Linked DNA regions of Homo sapiens: region 2 is linked to region 1. Evidence: chromatin loops called from intact Hi-C (ENCODE). Cell type or tissue: ovary. All regions are shown on one strand. Each heading gives the region's core, and the rest is flanking DNA. Links, peaks and the distances in the headings are about the cores only. Region 1 overlaps RAE1 (ribonucleic acid export 1). Region 2 overlaps CTCFL (CCCTC-binding factor like).

Region 1 (8,328 bases), core at 329-8,328:
CATTTGAGATCACAGGTGAGAAATACAGTGACAGACCCAAAAGTCACACTTTTTCTCAGCCCAGCTGAATTTCATTTTGAATACTTACCAACCAGGAATTTTAAATTACACAAAATACAAAAGAACAGCCAAACAACCACTACTGAGGGTTCAGGGCAATTCCCATGCAGGGGACCGGGGTGGGTAAGAGTTCAGGGCAATTCCCATGCAGGGGGCTTGGGTTCTAACTTGAAAGTCACGCAAGTGTCACCCACTTGGGCCTTAGGAGGTTACCCACAAATGGCCTGTCACCCAGCACAAGTAACAGTCCCCATTTGAGTCACTCGGAAATCTGAGCAGCAAGGCCAGAAAGCACTGGGGATTTTGAAGATGGGAATGAGGGAAGCAAGGAAAAACACATTCAAACTCTGCCCACCAGGGCTCACAGAGGCTGCCGTTCCGCGCAGCAGAAGTGAGCGCAGCTGGGGACTCCCTTTCCCCTAAGGTTGCCGCATTTCCCAGAGGGTGTCTGAAATCTCAACTCAAAACCCCACGCTGATGCTGGGCAGGACGCATGTTCCTGAGGTTACGGGGTGGGCAAGGGGAGAAAAGGACAAAGGAAGCTCGGGAAGCAATCTGCAAAAGACTTTATTACAAAATACAGCACGGGGCTCACAGACGCTTTTCCAATATTCTCTAACACGTACACTGAAGCGCTGCAAAATCCCTGGCGGTGCCCGCAATCTAACGTCTACAATAACCTCAACCCCCTTAGTTACAGAAAAACTCTGCAACAGGCAGTGGAATGGAGAGACGGCAAGTCGCCGCGGACGCCTGGGCTCTCAGCTGCTGAACAATGACATCGTTTTCTCCAGGGGTTGAAATCCATGTCCATGGCTGACAACCCAACAAGGCTGGGACCCAAATTCGTACAGAGATGAGGCAGAGTGGAGAGAAACAACTCTGGCTGAGCCAGAGTCTCCAGCCACTACTTCTTATTCCTGGGCTTTAGCTCTTCGGCTGCATTACGCAGGAAAATGTAATTTTTTTTCTGGGGATTATAAAATTCATGTCCCTAAAGAGAGCAAAAAACACCAATGATCTTATTATTCAAAAGAAAGTTAGCATTTGTAGGTGCTTTTTCTAGGTGAAGTCCTGTGCTACAATACTGGAAACATATAATCTCTCAGAGAAATAAAACAACAAAGATAAAGTCAAATGCGAAGCAGAACTTCAGTCCTCAGAGAAAGGCCTAAGGATGTGGTTGGTACCAGTGTGTCATCAATGTCCTACTGAGAGAGTCTGTGAGTAGGAACCTGTGAGTTCCTTTTCAACACTGAGCCCCCTTTTAACACCCCAGGACTTTAACGCCAGGATAACTGCCTTGGGTCCCTTGGTCAGAATTAGTTCTGACCTGAGAATGCTTCACAGAAAGGAGGACATCTGACCTGCGGGGTATCATGGGGATGAAGGAGGACACCCCGCCCCACATGGAAGGAGCAACAGACACGGAGCACAGCAGAGGCATGAACGGTGGTGAGTGAGCCAGAGGCGTGTGCGGAGGTGTGCACGTCTGCCCGGGCCCACACCGGAGGGGATGCAGGGCTATACAGCATCGAAAGACCCCCGAAATCAGGATGAGGCCAGACTACAGGGCTGTGAATGGCAGAGGGAGGCCTTTGAACGTTATTCCCCAGGGAAAAGGAGGCTGTAGGCAGGTCAGTGATGTGATCACATTTAAGTTTTAAGAAGAGAGGTGAGTGGGGTGGGCCAGGCAGATGATCCGGAAGAAAGACAGCAGGCAGGAGCCGCAGGTGGGCCAAAGGACTGGAAGAGGGAGGTGGGGCATGGCGCTGGGTGCACTCTGTCACCTGTACTCTGATGACACATTTTTATTCTCTTCCCAACAGGCATGCCAAGAAAGCTCTAGAAGTTTTGCTCAACAGTGACCACTAATTCTCATAATATACAAAGTGTAGTTTTTCTGAACAGTAACTCAAGCAGCAAGCTAATAACATCAATCATATGTGATCATGACTTTGCACTGGAGATAACTGTCCTTGAACTAAGAACAATGAAAAACCCCTGAAGCAAATTTCTCTTTTAAACTAAAAAGATGCTAATTTATGTAACCCCCACAATAAGCTGACATTAACTGCTTAAATGAATGAGATTTTACTTCAATTTTTAAACAGCACTCAAAGCAATTACCTTTCTCACTGCTTTCAATTTACTACATTTTTTAACGCGTATAACGTATAGAGTCCCGCGTCATTTAAGTTAAAATGCAGAATTTTGATGCAGCTGCTGGGATGAGTATGCAAAGAGGAGATTCAATGAAGAGCCCGATGTGGGAGCTGAGGCCTCGGGCTCCACGCACGCCACAGCCTGTCCACCCCCAGCCAGGCAGAACCAAAAAAGTACACTCTTGTCACAAAACTGAGTGCATGGCTTACACAGGTGAATGGATAAACAAATGGCACACCCCACCCGGGAATACTACCCAGCACTGAAAAGTAACGGACAAGTGATTCACTCAACAGCATGGGTGAATTTCAAAATCCTTATGCTGAGGGAAAGAAGCTGGGGCGAGGGGAAAATGTAGCGTAGGGCTCCACTTATATAAAATTCTAGAAAATTCAGACTAGTCCATAATGCCAGAAAACAGATCCATGGTTTTGTGTGTGCGTAAGGGAAGATTACAGTAATATACACAAAAACCTTTCGGGGAGATGACTATGGTGATAGTTTCATGGGTATTTACAGATGTTGAAACTGATCAAATTGTACACTTTAAACAATGACTGTATTTCAATTGTACCTCAATAAAGTTGCTTTAAAAAAAGAACACAGCTTCATGGCTCACACAGCAAACCCTCAAACAGGGAAACACAGAAGCAGCAGCAGGCCTGGAGGGGTCAGAGGGATGGAAGGCAATCAGCTGGACTTCTGTGTCTAAGTTCGGGGCCTCAGGGAGACTCAGGTGCAGCCACGCTCCTGAGACTGGGAAATACTAAAGGTGGAGCGGGCAGGGCCCGAACCAAGGGACGTCTCCAGTCACTGGCTTGTGTGGCAGCAGGTGTCTTGGGAATGCAAAGCGCTGTTTAGAGCCCTGTGGTGGCCCCCCAGGCTGAGATAGCGGGGGGCCAGCAAGGCAAGAGGGGCAGGAGACAGGAGCTGGCAGGAGGACAGGAACCACAGCCCAAAGCAGAATAAACCAGGACATGGCCAAGAAGCAGGGAGGAGAGCTGTATGGAACAGGAAGGGACGGGTGAGTGACCGGCACAGACAGAAAGGAAGCTTCTGGACTGGATGAGGAGGACGTGGCCACAGGGACTCTGAGTACAGCTGCAAGAGGCCAGAAAGTACCTGGCAGTGGACTGAGGAGGGGCCAGAGCACAGGGAACCAAGAGGGTAGGTGCTGACACCACTCTCTCGATAGCCTTAATATACATGGAAATGGTTCCTCGAGCCTTCCATGCTTAGACAGAGGGGAGGAGCTGGTGGACGGGGACAGAAGACAGTGGGAGAAGGCCCAGAAAAGAGCCATGAGGGTGGAAGGAGACGGGGTCAGCGCAGGCAGACATGAGGTGAGCGGGAAAGACACTGCAGGCCACTGGAAGCCCCTCCTATGTGAAGCAGGTGACCTCCCCATCGGAAGCCAGGGCAGGGTAGGGAAAAGTCTAGAAGGCTGTTGTGGGCAAAGGGCAGAGTGGGGTGGGAGGAGAATGATGAAAACCACAAATACAATGATGACAACCTCTCCAGAAGAGCTGAGCAGTGGAGAAACACGCAGGCTGGTTGAAAGCCAACACACTTCCCATGGGGTTGGGCAGAGTACCCGAGTCTACACATTTCACCATCATGCCCAAAGGCCTCAAAAATGCAGCCCCACTCCTGCCAGCTCCTAACTCCCCCTGCCCAAACCACCAGCCAACCAAGCAACCAACAGCACCCAGGCGAAAGCTCCATGACCCGCCCTGCCACCCCCTTCATAAAGTGCAGCCCCCGGCTTGCCTGTGCTTCTGTGCCCAGGAACAGAGCAGCCCGTAATGGCTCACACTGGCCGAGCACTTCCTGTGTGCTGGGTTCTGGCCAAAGGCTGTACTGAATCCCCACAACCATTTGAGGAAGTCCTGCAATTTCCCCTTACAGGGAGGGGACGGTGACCTGCCCAAGGACACACGTGAGTCCTGAGAAGAGTCACAACTCAGGCCTAGGCCTTCTGAACCCAGAGCCTGGCTCTGCTGCCTTGGAGCACCCAGAGCAGGCCCGGGAGTTCTCACCTTTGACCAGTCGTAGCTGGAAGCGTATGCAAATATGTTTCCATTGTGATTGAAACAGCAAGCTGAGATGGGCTGATCTAACTGTTCCGAAGTTTTTAGTTTTGTTCTGGCATCTTTGTCCCAGAAGCTGAATCTACCATCAGATCCCACAGTTGCAAGGGTGCCATGAACAGGATGGAACGCGATTCCATTTACCTGCAAGGATTGACATGCACAATGAGAAGCCAGGCAGAGGGGCGCAGAGAAGGTTCCACCCACGCACACTTCCTGCTTGAGTTAGGAAACAAAGCGCACAGGTACATTTCCTTCCAGCTGCTGCCCGCTGATAGCAAGAGAAACTATCCAGGCTTCCTCCATCAAATGCCAGCCCAGAACCCAATCTTGCCTCCTGTGAGGGCTGCACACCAGAGAAAGTGAGCATGTGGACAGCAAGAAACAAGGAGCAGACCTCAGGAAAATGTTTCTTTTGAGCAAACAGATTTCTCAGTCTGAGCTGTGGGTGTGAACTGTCTACCAGCGCTCCTGAGGGAGGGAGAAGACTCTCGGCAAAACATCCTAAGCTTATGTTCAGAAACAAATACACAACACTGCTAGTTAGGCGGCACGTTAACACAGAAAACAAGGCCAAGTGCGGTGGCTCACGCCTGTAATCCCAGCACTTTGGGAGGCCGAGGCGGGCAAATCACAAGGTCAGGAGTTCGAGACCAGCCTGGCCAATATGGTGAAACGCCGTCTCTACTAAAAATACAAAAATTAGCTGGGCGCCTGTAGTCCCAACTACTTGGGAGGCTGAGGCAGGAGAATCGCTTGAACCCAGGAGGCGGAGGTTGCAGTGAGGTGATATCACGCCACTGCACTCCAGCCTGGGCGACAGAGCGACTCCGTCTCAAAAACAACAACAAAAATCCACAGAAACCTGAAGCCTACAGCATAAGCCACTTATCTCCGGACATGAACACACAAGCTCTTCAGTGATGAGTCTTTTCTGATCCCACAATTCCTCAGCCACCTCCAAGTCTGGTTTCCAGATGTATTACCACGGTTAAAGTGTCTAAAAACGTACCGCATAAATGTCCTGAGGAGCTGAAGTGTTGGTTCCATTAGATCGATGACATTTAAAGGTGAAGTTATCTTTGGCGCTGAAAGACAAAGGTTCATGTAAGTCTTCCTTTGTTAAAAAAAGTCCAGTGAAATCTGCAAGCTGACAGAGTCACACTTACGGGTTCGGGGGGTTGATATAGTGAATAGCAACTCTCCCCTCGATACTTCCCAGGGCAAAACCAGTAGGCTTGTTCTGTTTGTCTTTAAAAATAGCCACACACCGATGCTACAGTTAAAATAAAAAAGAGACATAATCACAGCATAATATAAGATTTCATGACTAACGTGAAGGTAAGTCATTTTTACCCCATGTTTAGGTTTTAGAAGAACCAGAAAAAATCACTCAAATATGATACAGCAGTAAGCATTGCTTTCTAACTCCTTAGTAACTCCATCTAAGCAGTGAGTTTATGACCCAACTGCACACCCTGTGCTCCTCCCCCGCCCCCGCTGCTCGCTCTCCCTCTGCCACCCTGCAAGGCCGCGTTCACGCCAGCAGAGCCCCATGGGCTGCGAGGCAGACAGCGGCCCTGCCTGTGGGGAATGGAGACGTCCCTGGCTAGGCAGACACCCCTCAGGAGGTCACCCGAAGCTTCTGCGCTTCTGCCTCCCCAGCTGGAGGAGGGATGCAGGCTCTGCCGCACCCGTCTCACAGGGTAACAGGGTGAAGGGGACGGTGGGTGCAGTGGCCATGCTACAGACAAGCAACACGCTGCACTTCGCCCAGTGTTGAGTGTGAGGGCCCAAGGGCAGGTCTCTATTCTACAGAAGAACCCAGAAATTCCACTACCCAGCCTCCTGGGCAGAAAAGCCGACCACCCCGAGGAGAAGCCAACTTTGGAGTTACCACTTCCTCCTTCCAGTCGTGGCAACCTGGCCAAAGCTTGGAGGGCCATCCACCCTGCCTAAGCTGGTCATCTGAGCTTCCGTGTGAGTTCAGGGGAAGCCTGGCAGGACCCAGGCAGGGGCCAGGCAAGACGAAGGGAGAAGCAGCCTCTGGCATCGTGACAGCTGCTGGTGATGCACGTTTCCTAAGTACGAAGGAAAACGGCCTCCTCTTTCATTCCTGTACTGTTTGCTCCCCTGCCTTTTTAAAAACTGCCAGACCATTACTTTTGTGAGTACGAAGAAAAAAAGTAAAGCAAACTGACAAACATCTGTAAGTTCTTAGATGACAGAAAAGGCCATGGCTGGTCATCAGCACAGGGTCTACTGTGCGGCACACCAGGAACTGCACAATGCCAGGGGTGTCACTTGCACCAAGAGCCACATGCACTGGCCCTGTGCAAAGGCCGATGGCAATCAGTTCTCAACAACGGAGAGGCCAGGGCGCTAGCACCGGGTGGCAGGAAGTGAAGCCAGATGGGACCAGGTTTTTTTTGGATTCAACCAAAAGGAAATGGGGAGGCAGGGAAGGGCTTAGGCTGGGGTCCGGCAAGGCCAGTGGTGCCGCTTACAAGAGCCCCTGCCTCAGCTCCGGAGGACGCCTTGAACCAGGGCCAAGGTCTAAGTGCTGATTTTACTGTGGTAAGAAGAGTGAACATGAGAGCCACCGCTTAACACATTTCTAAGTCTACATTATTGTTGACTACAGGTACCATGTAGTACGGCATATCTCTAGAACATTCTCATCTTGTTTAATGAAATTTCATCCCATTGATTAAGTAGCTCCCCATTTCCCTCTCCCCCAATCCCCTGATGACCGCCATTCCACCCTTTACTTCTGTGAGTCTATGCTGGATATCACATTTAAGTGGAACCATGCAGTTTCTTTCTGTGTCTGGCTTATTTCATTTTGCATAATCTCCTTCATGGTCACCCACGTTGTCACGAATGGCAGGATTTCCTTCTTTCAGGCTGCACGCACAGCATCCTACTGCAGGTATACACTTCATTTTCTTTATCTGTTCACTTGGCTATTGTGAACAGTGCTGCAAGGAACACTAGCAGTACAGGTCTCTCTTCAAAATACCCATTTTGATTCTTTTGAATCAAGACCTGTAAGTGGAACTGCTAGATCGTATGGTGATTCTGTTTTTCATGTTTTGAGGCCTCCAGTTTTCTGTAACGGTTGTGGCATTTTGCATCCCCCCAACAGTGCACAAGGGTTCCATGTTCCCCACACCCTCCCCAGCGCTTGTTATCTTTGGGCTTTCTGGTAACAGTGGTCCCATCAGCTAGGAGATGGTATCTCACTGTGGTTTTTGTTTGCCTTTCCTTGATAGTTAGGATGTTAAGCACATTTCCATACACCTGCTGGGTATTTGTATGTCTTCTTTGGAGACATGTCTATTCAAGTCTTTGGTCCATTTTTCACGTCACCAGTTTTCTCACTATTGAGTTGCAGGGGTTCCTTACGTATTTTGGAAATCAATCCCTTGTCAGAAATAGCCTCCAGATGTTTTCTCCCATTCCACAGGCTGCCTTTTCACTCTTTTCCATGGTTCCCTCTGCTGTGCAAGAGCTGTTAGTTTAACACAGTTCCACTTGGCCATTTTTGCTTTTGTTGCCTGTGCTTTTTGGTGTCATATCCAAGAAATTACTGCCAAGACCAATGTCATAGAGTTCTGATCTAAGTGCTTTCCAAGATTTGAATTAGATGTGGTGGCAGGAGGGAGGGAGAAAAATGAACAGATTCCCAAATAATTTCAGGGTAGAGGGGAGGAGACTGAGGATTAGTGAGACAGGAGAGGGAAAGTTCCAATCAGGGGTGACCTCAAGATTTCTGGCTATAACAAAGGAGATGGAGGTCCCATTGAATGGGCTGTGAAGCACATCAGGAGCAACAGGCTGGTGGTGGCCGAGAGGGGCAGGTTCAGATCAAATGTTCACTCTGCAAATATTCACAGAGCACCTTTTACACTTAAGGCCCTCCTCCAAGTGCTGGGAGGCAGCAACAAATACAAACAAAAATCTCTGCTCTCATGGAGTTTACATTCTAGTAGGCAAAAGAAGGGAAATA
Region 2 (8,328 bases), core at 226-8,225, 130 kb before region 1:
AGGCAGGTGGATCACAAGGTCAGCAGTTCAAGACCAGCCTGGCCAAAATGATGAAACCCCATCTCTACTACAAATACAAAAATTAGCTGGGCATGGTGGCACATGCCTGTAATCCTAGCTGCTCAGGAGGCTGAGGCAGGAGAATTGCTTGAACCCAGGAGGTGGAGGTTGCAGTGAGCTGAGACTGTGCCACTACAGTCCAGCCTGGGCAACAGAGCGAGACTGTCTCAGGAAAAAAACAAAACAAAACAGTTAAAGTATCTAAATAGACCTTTCTCCAAAGAAGACATACAGGTGGCCAGTAAGCGTAGCGTCATTAATCACCAGGGCAACGCAAATCAGTTTCTGCCACGACTTCTTGAGTCTGCCCTTGTGTCATGGAAGCAGCTGTGGATGCAGTGTGTAAATGAATAGACATGGCTGTGTTCCAGTAAAACTTGCTTTCACAAACAGTTGGCAGCCAGATTTGACCCACTGGTTGTCGTTTGCCAACCCCAGTGTCTAAGCATAAAATGGAAGAAGTTTAAACAACCTGTTCCATCACCCCCATTATGTGTAAATTCTTCCTTCTTCCATCATAAACGCAGACAGTCCTGTTAAGCACAGTGGGAAAGTCAAAATGGGAATCAGGCGGGATGTTTCGCATAATTTGCAAATTTCAACACCTGTTGCCAGTTTTTTTACTTTTGCCTAGGACCTTTTCAAAAAGTGAAAATTTTCTGACTTAAGATTATCCTGAGTGTTTGTTAGATGAGACTATGTCACGAGTAGGCTTGACTAGGGGAAGTCTTTGGCTTTTATTCCTGAATGTTGTATACAGTTTCATAACTGCCACCCATGACCTCTGCTCAGTAGCTTCAAGAGAGTAGCTAACAGAAAAGTAAAATCTTTATGGTATGTAGTTGATGGTTATGAAATTGACTGATGTATTGAATTTTTGGTTCAACATCAGTCTTCACTTTAGAGAGTAGAAACATTCTAGAAAAATAAATTTTAAGGCCGGGCGCGGTGGCTCACGCCTGTAATCCCAGCATTTTGGGAGGCCGAGGCGGGCGGATCACGAGGTCAGGAGATCGAGACCATCCTGGCTAACATGGTGAAACCCCATCTCTACTGAAAAATACAAAAAATTAGCCGGGCGTGGTGGCACATGCCTGTAGTCCCAGCTACTCGGGAGGCTGAGGCAGGAGAATGGCATGAACCCGGGAGGCGGAGCTTGCAGTGAGCAGAGATCGTGCCACTGCACTCCAGCCTAGACGAAAGAGCAAGACTCCGTCTCAAAAAATAAATAAATAAATAAATAAATTTTGTCTTCTCATTGATTTCTATTATTAAAAAAAAATACTTAAAGCAAGCTAGCTTTTGGCTAGAGCTAAGCACAACAGAAAGGGTCACCTTTAAAAAGTCATCATTTTTGCACAAGATTATCAAAGGTGCATGCTACCCACAGTTTTCCCAAAGGCCATCTCTTTAACTGTGCATTTTTCAGTGCCTTTGGGGAAGCCGACTCTTGTTATAGAACCAAACTGGGGTCTGCTTGCCTGGTGCAGTAAGACCAGATATCCACACCACAGTTTGCAGCAGGAGTTTATTTGCAGGGTGCCAAGGAAGCAGAAGCTACAGACAAAATTATAAATCAGCGCATGGAGGATACCTTGCCCTAAAAGGGCAGGATATCTTGCAGCAAGGGCTTACAGGTTGTAGGTAGATTCAGAGACTGGTTTGCAATTGGTTAAGGAAGAGAAGTTTTGTTTAAAATTTTGAGAAAAGAGTATTAGCTCTGGTTCACGAGGCATGACCTCCTCTAGGCCTCTCAGGAGGAAATTAAGAACAAAATTAGAACAAATTTAGCAGTGGTCAGATTTCAGCCCCCAGGTCCTCCTTATCTTAGGTCTCCCTGCCGGTGGACCTGTTTGGTAAAGAGCCAGGTTTCTAAAAAACAACTCAGGGACGGATGTTAGGATGTTATCTTGGCCAGTGCGGTGGCTCACGCCTGTAATCTCAGCACTTTGGGAGGCCAAGGCAGGTGGATCACTTGAGGTCAGGAGTTTTGAGTCCAGCCTGGCCAGCATGGTGGAACACTGTCTCTACTAAAAATAACAAAAATTAGCTGGGTGTGGTGGCACTCGCCTGTAGTCCCACCTACTTGGGAGGCTAAGGCAGGAGAATCGCTTGAACCTGGGAAGTAGAGGTTGCAGTGAGCTGACACCATGCCACTGCACTCCAGCCTGGGTGACAGAGCGAGACTCCCATCTCAAAAAAAAAAAAGGAGACGGGGGGCGGGTGCAGTGGCTCATGCCTGTAATCCCAGCACTCTGGGAGGCCAAGGTGGGCAGATCACAATATCAGGAGATCGAGACCATCCTGGCTAACACGGTGAAACCCCGTCTCTACTAAAAATATAAAAAATCAGCCGGGCGTGGTGACGGGTGCCTGTAGTCCCAGCTACTTGGGAGGCTGAGGCAGGAGAATGACGTGAACCCAGGAGGCGGAGCTTGCAGTGAGCCGAGATGGCGCCACTGCACTCCAGCCTGGGCGAGTGCCCCAAACATCCTGAGTGTAGCTTCCTTGGCTATTGTTTTAGGTTTCTATCACCTTTTCTTTTCTTTCTTTTTTTTTTTTTTCTGTCACTCAGGCTGGAGTGCAGTGGTACAGTCAGCTCACTGCAGCCTCGACCTCCGGGGCTAAAGCGATCCTCCCACCTCAGCCTCCCTCCTGGGCCTCCTAAAGTACTGGGATTACATACGTGAGTCACAGTGCCTGGCCTCCTATTACCTTCTTGCTTATCAAGTTGCTTATTTACTTCTTAGGGCTAGCGAGGTGTGTGGAATTGCCCTCGAAAGAACTCAGGATTTTTCTTTCTTTCCATGCGTGGGGTCCCCACAGGCCCCTGAGAGGGGTCCCTGCCCCATCTCACTCGCCTTGTGTGTTCTGTGTCAATTCTCCGACAGATTAACCTGCACAGACATTCGGAGAAGTGTGGATCAGGGGAAGCAAAGTCGGCTGCTTCAGGAAAGGGAAGAAGAACAAGAAAGAGGAAGCAGACCATCCTGAAGGAAGCCACAAAGGGTCAGAAGGAAGCTGCGAAGGGATGGAAGGAAGCCGCGAACGGAGACGGTACTGATTTTACGCAGATTTGTTTTTACCGCCTCAGTGATTTTCTGGTTGTGACTATCCTGGGTGCCGAGTGTTACTGTCCAGGGGATGTGTCCAGAGCCCCTATTTGTCCACCAGTCGGTCCTGCAAGGTGGCTTGTGCCAGATCTCTCAGAATGGCAGTGAGCATAGCGTGAGAAAGTCAGTGTGAGAGCCCCACGCAGGTCCATGTGTGGCCCCCACCCCGAGGAGCCCTCTTCCATCGCATTGGACTGTCGCCTGCAGCTACAGGGACTGTCCTGGGCTGTTGCAATAGATGACCACAAGCTGAGTGGCTTGGGACAACAGAAATTGATTTTCAAATAGCTCTAGAGGCCAGAAATCCTCAATCCAGGTGTGGGCAGGGCCGCCCTCCCTCGGGGGACCTAGGGGAGGGTCCCTCCTAGCCTCTTGCAACTCTGGTGGCTCCACCATTCCTCAGTTTGTGGCCACATCCTCCAGTCTCTGCCTCTGTCTTTTCCTAGCTCTCTCCTCTCTTCTGTGTGTGGGCCTTCTCTTCTGCCTCTTACAAAGACATTTATCATTTAGGATTTAGAACTTCTTTTGAAAAAAGGAGGTCAGCTATGGGGCTTAGGATATGGACATATCCCTTTAGGGGTCACCATTCAGCCCCCACAGCCATCACAGTCTTCGTCCTCTGGCCTCTGGGAGCTGAAGTGAGTTCCCAGGTTGGCTGAAGCTGGGCCCTGTCCTGTGTGTCCTGTGAATGGCTCTGCTGTAAGAGGGGCCAACCTGACACCTGCACAGGTGAACACCTGCACTGTTCACCTTCTCCATTCCTTTCCTCTGAGAACCTTAGAACCGTAGATGACTGGAAACTGTCCAGACTTTTACGGCACAAGCAAATACCCCACGTTCTCATTCCAGACTCAGTCCCTGCATTGCGAATGTTCCCACAGATGACGGTCGCCCTCCACCTGCCTTTCCTCAAGAGTTACCAGATCAGATAGAGGATGCCCAGCTCAATCTGAATTTCAGATACACAGTGAATCATTGTTTAAATGTGTCCCATGCACTATTTGGGATATACTTATACTAAAAAAAATGTTCATCATGTATCTGAAACTCGGGTAGAAGCGGGCATCCTGCAGTCCTTCCCACTCCCTCTGTGTGGAGTCGGTTCTGGGTCCCTGGTTCCAGTCGCTCTGTCCACAGGCAGCACTCCCCCACTCTTTCTCTGCGTCTCACCATCTGGCAAAGCCCTAAGCCTGGGTGTGCCCCCGGCCTGCCTTTCCCATGCCTGCGTCACACAGCCAGGCCCTGCCTGGCAGGGAACTGGTGAGACTGAGGGGTCCCAGGCAGTGCCCCATCACTCAGCTCAGTTGGAACTCTCCAGAATTGTGCACACTGCCCATGCGCGGAGCACCCTCCTTTCTCCTCCAGGCATCGGCAATTACCACTGAGCTCATGCAAGTCCCTTCTTATCATGACCACAGGCCTCTGCAGGGGGCACTGTCATCCATCTGACAGGGAGAGAGCTCCATCACAGGGTGGGGACGAGCCTGCCCAGGTGCCCAGAGCCCTCATTCTGAACCTCAGCACCAATAACTTTTCCACTGATTTCCAGTGAGCACCTTCATCCCAAACTCCCAGCCCCTGCCTCCCTCCCTCTGGGTGGAGGCCTCACTGACTCTGCACCAGCAGATGGGCTCTGCTGCCCGCTGCCCCGGCATTCCTGTGTCATCCCACTCCCAGCTGGAGTTCCCGCCATCCTCCGCCAGCTCCTGGGGCTTCTCCATCCGGCCCCGCAGGGCACAGGGCTGTCCACAGTGCTCATAGGGGCAGATCAGAAGAAAAACCAGTGTCTCACTGATGGGTATCAAGCAATGAATGCAGCCTGCATTCCATTTGGATTCCTTTATACCAATGATGTTGTAAAATATCATTTTTCACATTTTTTAATGGAGGAAGGGGCTGGAGGAGCCACCCCTCCCATCTAAGGCCCCTTCTGACTCTGAGTCTGGAACCCACCCCCCAGATGAGCAGCTTTATGTCCCCCACCCACCCTCCTCAGCCAACTCACCCCTGCAGGCCTGCTCTTTCCTATCAGCCTTAAACATGCTCCGTATCTTCAGAAAAATAAAAGCACTTCGCGCGACCACCCACCTGGTCCTGCGCTGCCCCTCCTGCACACTTCACGCTTATTTGGTTCTTTAATAAGTGCCGGATTCCCACATGCAGGGCACCGCAGGCTCCTCCAAGGCGGGCCTGGCCCATCGGGTCCGTCCCCAGCTCCTGGCACTAGGCCTGGCCTCAGCATTGCTCGTTAAGTCACCACTTGTTGAATAAACGAGTGAATAGTAAGCACAGTCCTTTACTGGAGAAGACAGACCGGTGAAATTTGACCCACAGTTCATCAGCGCACATTGTAGAAACCCAAGGCCGGGCTACTGGCCACCTCGGCTCTGAGTTTAAGTCAGATCCTAAAGGGTCCCTGGAGAAACGTGACTTCCCCGCTGATTCCGCACCTAAAGGACACTTGTGCAGTTCTCCACACCTTGACACCTAAATGTAGTGGTTTTGTTTTGTTTTTGTTTGGTTTTGGTTTGGTTTTTGGTTTTTTGTTGTTGTTAATTATCTCTTAAACCTCCAGAAGACCAAATGATTTGGGGTGAATTTTGAACATGTCACCCTCAGTCGGTGACATTTTTGCTATGGAGAAGAGTTGAGAAGGTTCTTATAGGCTTAAAAACTGATGATAGGAATTGTACATATACAAACTTTTTTCATATTTTTGATGGTCAGCGGTCATATCCAAAGCAAGTGTGAATTAAGGCAAATAACCTGGCAAAAAATATGACTTAATCTGCATTTCAGGATCTTTGTAGCCTGTGTTATCCAGACAATTGTCTCACTTCTGTGTCTGCTCTGCCGGTACACCAGCACACAGCACCTCCAGTTCATTGACAGATCTCGATGGGTGACTATCTGATAGCACCAGTTTTTGTTTTTGTTTTTTTAAGACAGAGTTTCACTTTATACTCCAGGTGTGATCTCAGCTCACCGCAACCTCTGCCTCCTGGGTTCAAGTGATTCTCATGCCTCAGTCTCCGGAGCTGGGATTACAGATGCCCGCCACCACGCCTGGCTAATTGTTCTATTATTTTTAGTAGAGATGGGGTTTTACCATGTCTCTCACTCCTGACCTCAAGTGATCTGCCCGCCTCGGCCTCCCAAAGTGGTGGGATTACAGGCATGAGCCCCTGTGCCTGGCCTGATGGCACCAGTTTTGTGGATCTCAGTGTTTCTTTTCATATCCAAGAACTGGGTCTTCTTGTCTCCCTCCATCCACCAAAAAAAAAAAAAAAAAAATACTTCAAGGAAGCATGGACAAAAATATCCTCAGACAAGTTAGAACATGAGACAGTCACGTTCTTCAGTGTGGCGCTCTGTGGATGTTTGGGAAAGTAATTTGGAAAATGAGTAGAGCAGGGCTCCCCAACCCCCCAGCCGTGGACCTGTGGGCTGTTAGGAACTGGGCCTCCCAGCAGGAGGTGAGCAGTGGGTGAGGGAGTGAAGCTTTGTATTGACAGCCGCTCCCCATCGGGCGCATCACCGCCTGAGCTCCGCCTCCTGTCAGATCAGCGGCAGCGTTAGATTCTCATGAGTGTGAACCCTGTTGTGAACTCTGCACGTGCAAGGGATCTAGGCTGCACACTCCTTACGAGAATCTAATGCCCGACGATCTGTCACTGTCTCCCATCACCCCCAGATGGGACTGTCTAGATGCAGGAAAACAAGCCCAGGGCTCCCACTGATTCTACATTATGGTGAGCTGTATAATTATTTCATTATATATCACAATGTAATAATAAAAATAAAGTACATAAGAAATGTAATGTGCTTGAACCATCCCACAACCAACCCCCGCACCCCAACCAGTCCATGGAAAAATTGTCTTCCACAAGAGTGTTCCCTGGTACTGAAAAGGTTGGGGACAGTAGAGGGTTGAATATGGGTCGGCTCACAGTGGTCTGTTTTAAACCCACTAAGTTGTGCAGACTGGCTCCTGAGCTGCTGGAGGGGGAGCAGGTTATGGATACACGCCTGGCGCTGGCCCCAGCATCCCTAGCAGAACGCGCAACCCACAGAATCAGTACTCAGTATATGTCGATTGGCCAAAGGGACAAATGTCCTGCAGGCAACTGGCTTTCTTCATGTAGGCAGCATCATTACATGGGTACTGGGACAAGACTTAGGTGAGCAGCTCAGCCACAATATAAATCTCTGAGATCCGCCTCGATATAAATCTGTAAGATCCACATTCACCTATAGCAGCTGATGCCAGCTGGGAATGACTGTGTCCCCCCCCCACCCCCCCCCCGTCACCTTCAGGGGACACTGGCAATGTCTGGAGACATTTTTATGGTTTTTGCAGCTGGAGAGGAGGGTGCTACTGGCATCTAGTGGTAGAGGCCAGGGTCGCTGCTAACATCCTACAGTGCCCAGAACAGCGCCCTGCCCCCAGCAGACAGCTCTCTGGCCCCAAACGTCTGTAGCGCTGAGGCTAAGAAGCCCTGACTGAAGGCAGTAGTTGAGATCAGAATAGTACCATCTTATCAATTAGATTGTTTTCTAACATGCTTGCTGCCGTGTTCAAATTTAAGTGATGGTTTCCAAAATATATTTGCACAGTTTATAAATTCCAATTCCTTAGCTTTCTGATAAATTTGCTCATCCTGGACTTTTTCTCAAGAAGCTGCTGCTGAGGAGGCTTCCACCACGAAGGGAGAACAGTTCCCAGGAGAGATGTTTCCTGTCGCCTGCAGAGAAACCACAGCCAGAGTCAAAGAGGAAGTGGATGAAGGCGTGACCTGTGAAATGCTCCTCAACACGATGGATAAGTGAGAGGGATTCGGGTTGCGTGTTCACTGCCCCCAATTCCTAAAGCAAGTTAGAAGTTTTTAGCATTTAAGGTGTGAAATGCTCCTCAACACGATGGATAAGTGAGAGAGAGTCAGGTTGCATGTTCACTGCCCCTAATTCCTAAAGCAAGTTAGAAATTTTTAGCATTTTCTTTGAAACAATTAAGTTCATGACAATGGATGACACAAGTTTGAGGTAGTGTCTAGAATTGTTCTCCTGTTTGTAGCTGGATATTTCAAAGAAACATTGCAGGTATTTTATAAAAGTTTTAAACCTTGAATGAGAGGGTAACACCTCAAACCTATGG

Evidence for each region. Hi-C counts contacts between places; a loop is a spot of excess contacts. Peaks named below come from ENCODE experiments on the same cell type or tissue, not always from the same donor. Only the 100,000 strongest peaks of a DNase experiment are listed, where the experiment ranks them.
Region 2: a loop joins it to region 1, with 4 times the contacts of the local background. A loop is called at or near these places in 107 of 110 quality-filtered maps.

The regions. Positions count from the first base shown.
Region 1 is chr20:57,370,739-57,379,066 of GRCh38, reverse strand. It overlaps RAE1 (ribonucleic acid export 1), which reads right to left. Exons shown (of 12, transcript NM_003610.4): 9 at 5,486-5,592; 10 at 5,329-5,404; 11 at 4,266-4,460; 12 at 1-1,054. The coding sequence ends at 968. It overlaps LOC124904938 (a long non-coding RNA gene), which reads left to right. Exons shown (of 2, transcript XR_007067671.1): 1 at 1-1,515; 2 at 1,890-2,827. Among named protein-coding and RNA genes, the nearest start is that of RBM38, 16 kb to the left of the region's middle. RefSeq lists an enhancer at 3,590-4,587. In ovary, for the core only: no CTCF peak of the experiment used is centred there; a DNase peak (open chromatin) is centred at 4,098.
Region 2 is chr20:57,498,225-57,506,552 of GRCh38, reverse strand. CTCFL (CCCTC-binding factor like) reads left to right here. Exons shown (of 11, transcript NM_001386993.1): 10 at 2,952-3,117; 11 at 7,852-8,328. The coding sequence ends at 8,003. Among named protein-coding and RNA genes, the nearest start is that of CTCFL, 23 kb to the left of the region's middle. RefSeq lists enhancers at 3,247-3,336, 6,635-7,194, 7,643-7,692 and a silencer at 6,453-6,653. In ovary, for the core only: no CTCF peak of the experiment used is centred there; no DNase peak of the experiment used is centred there.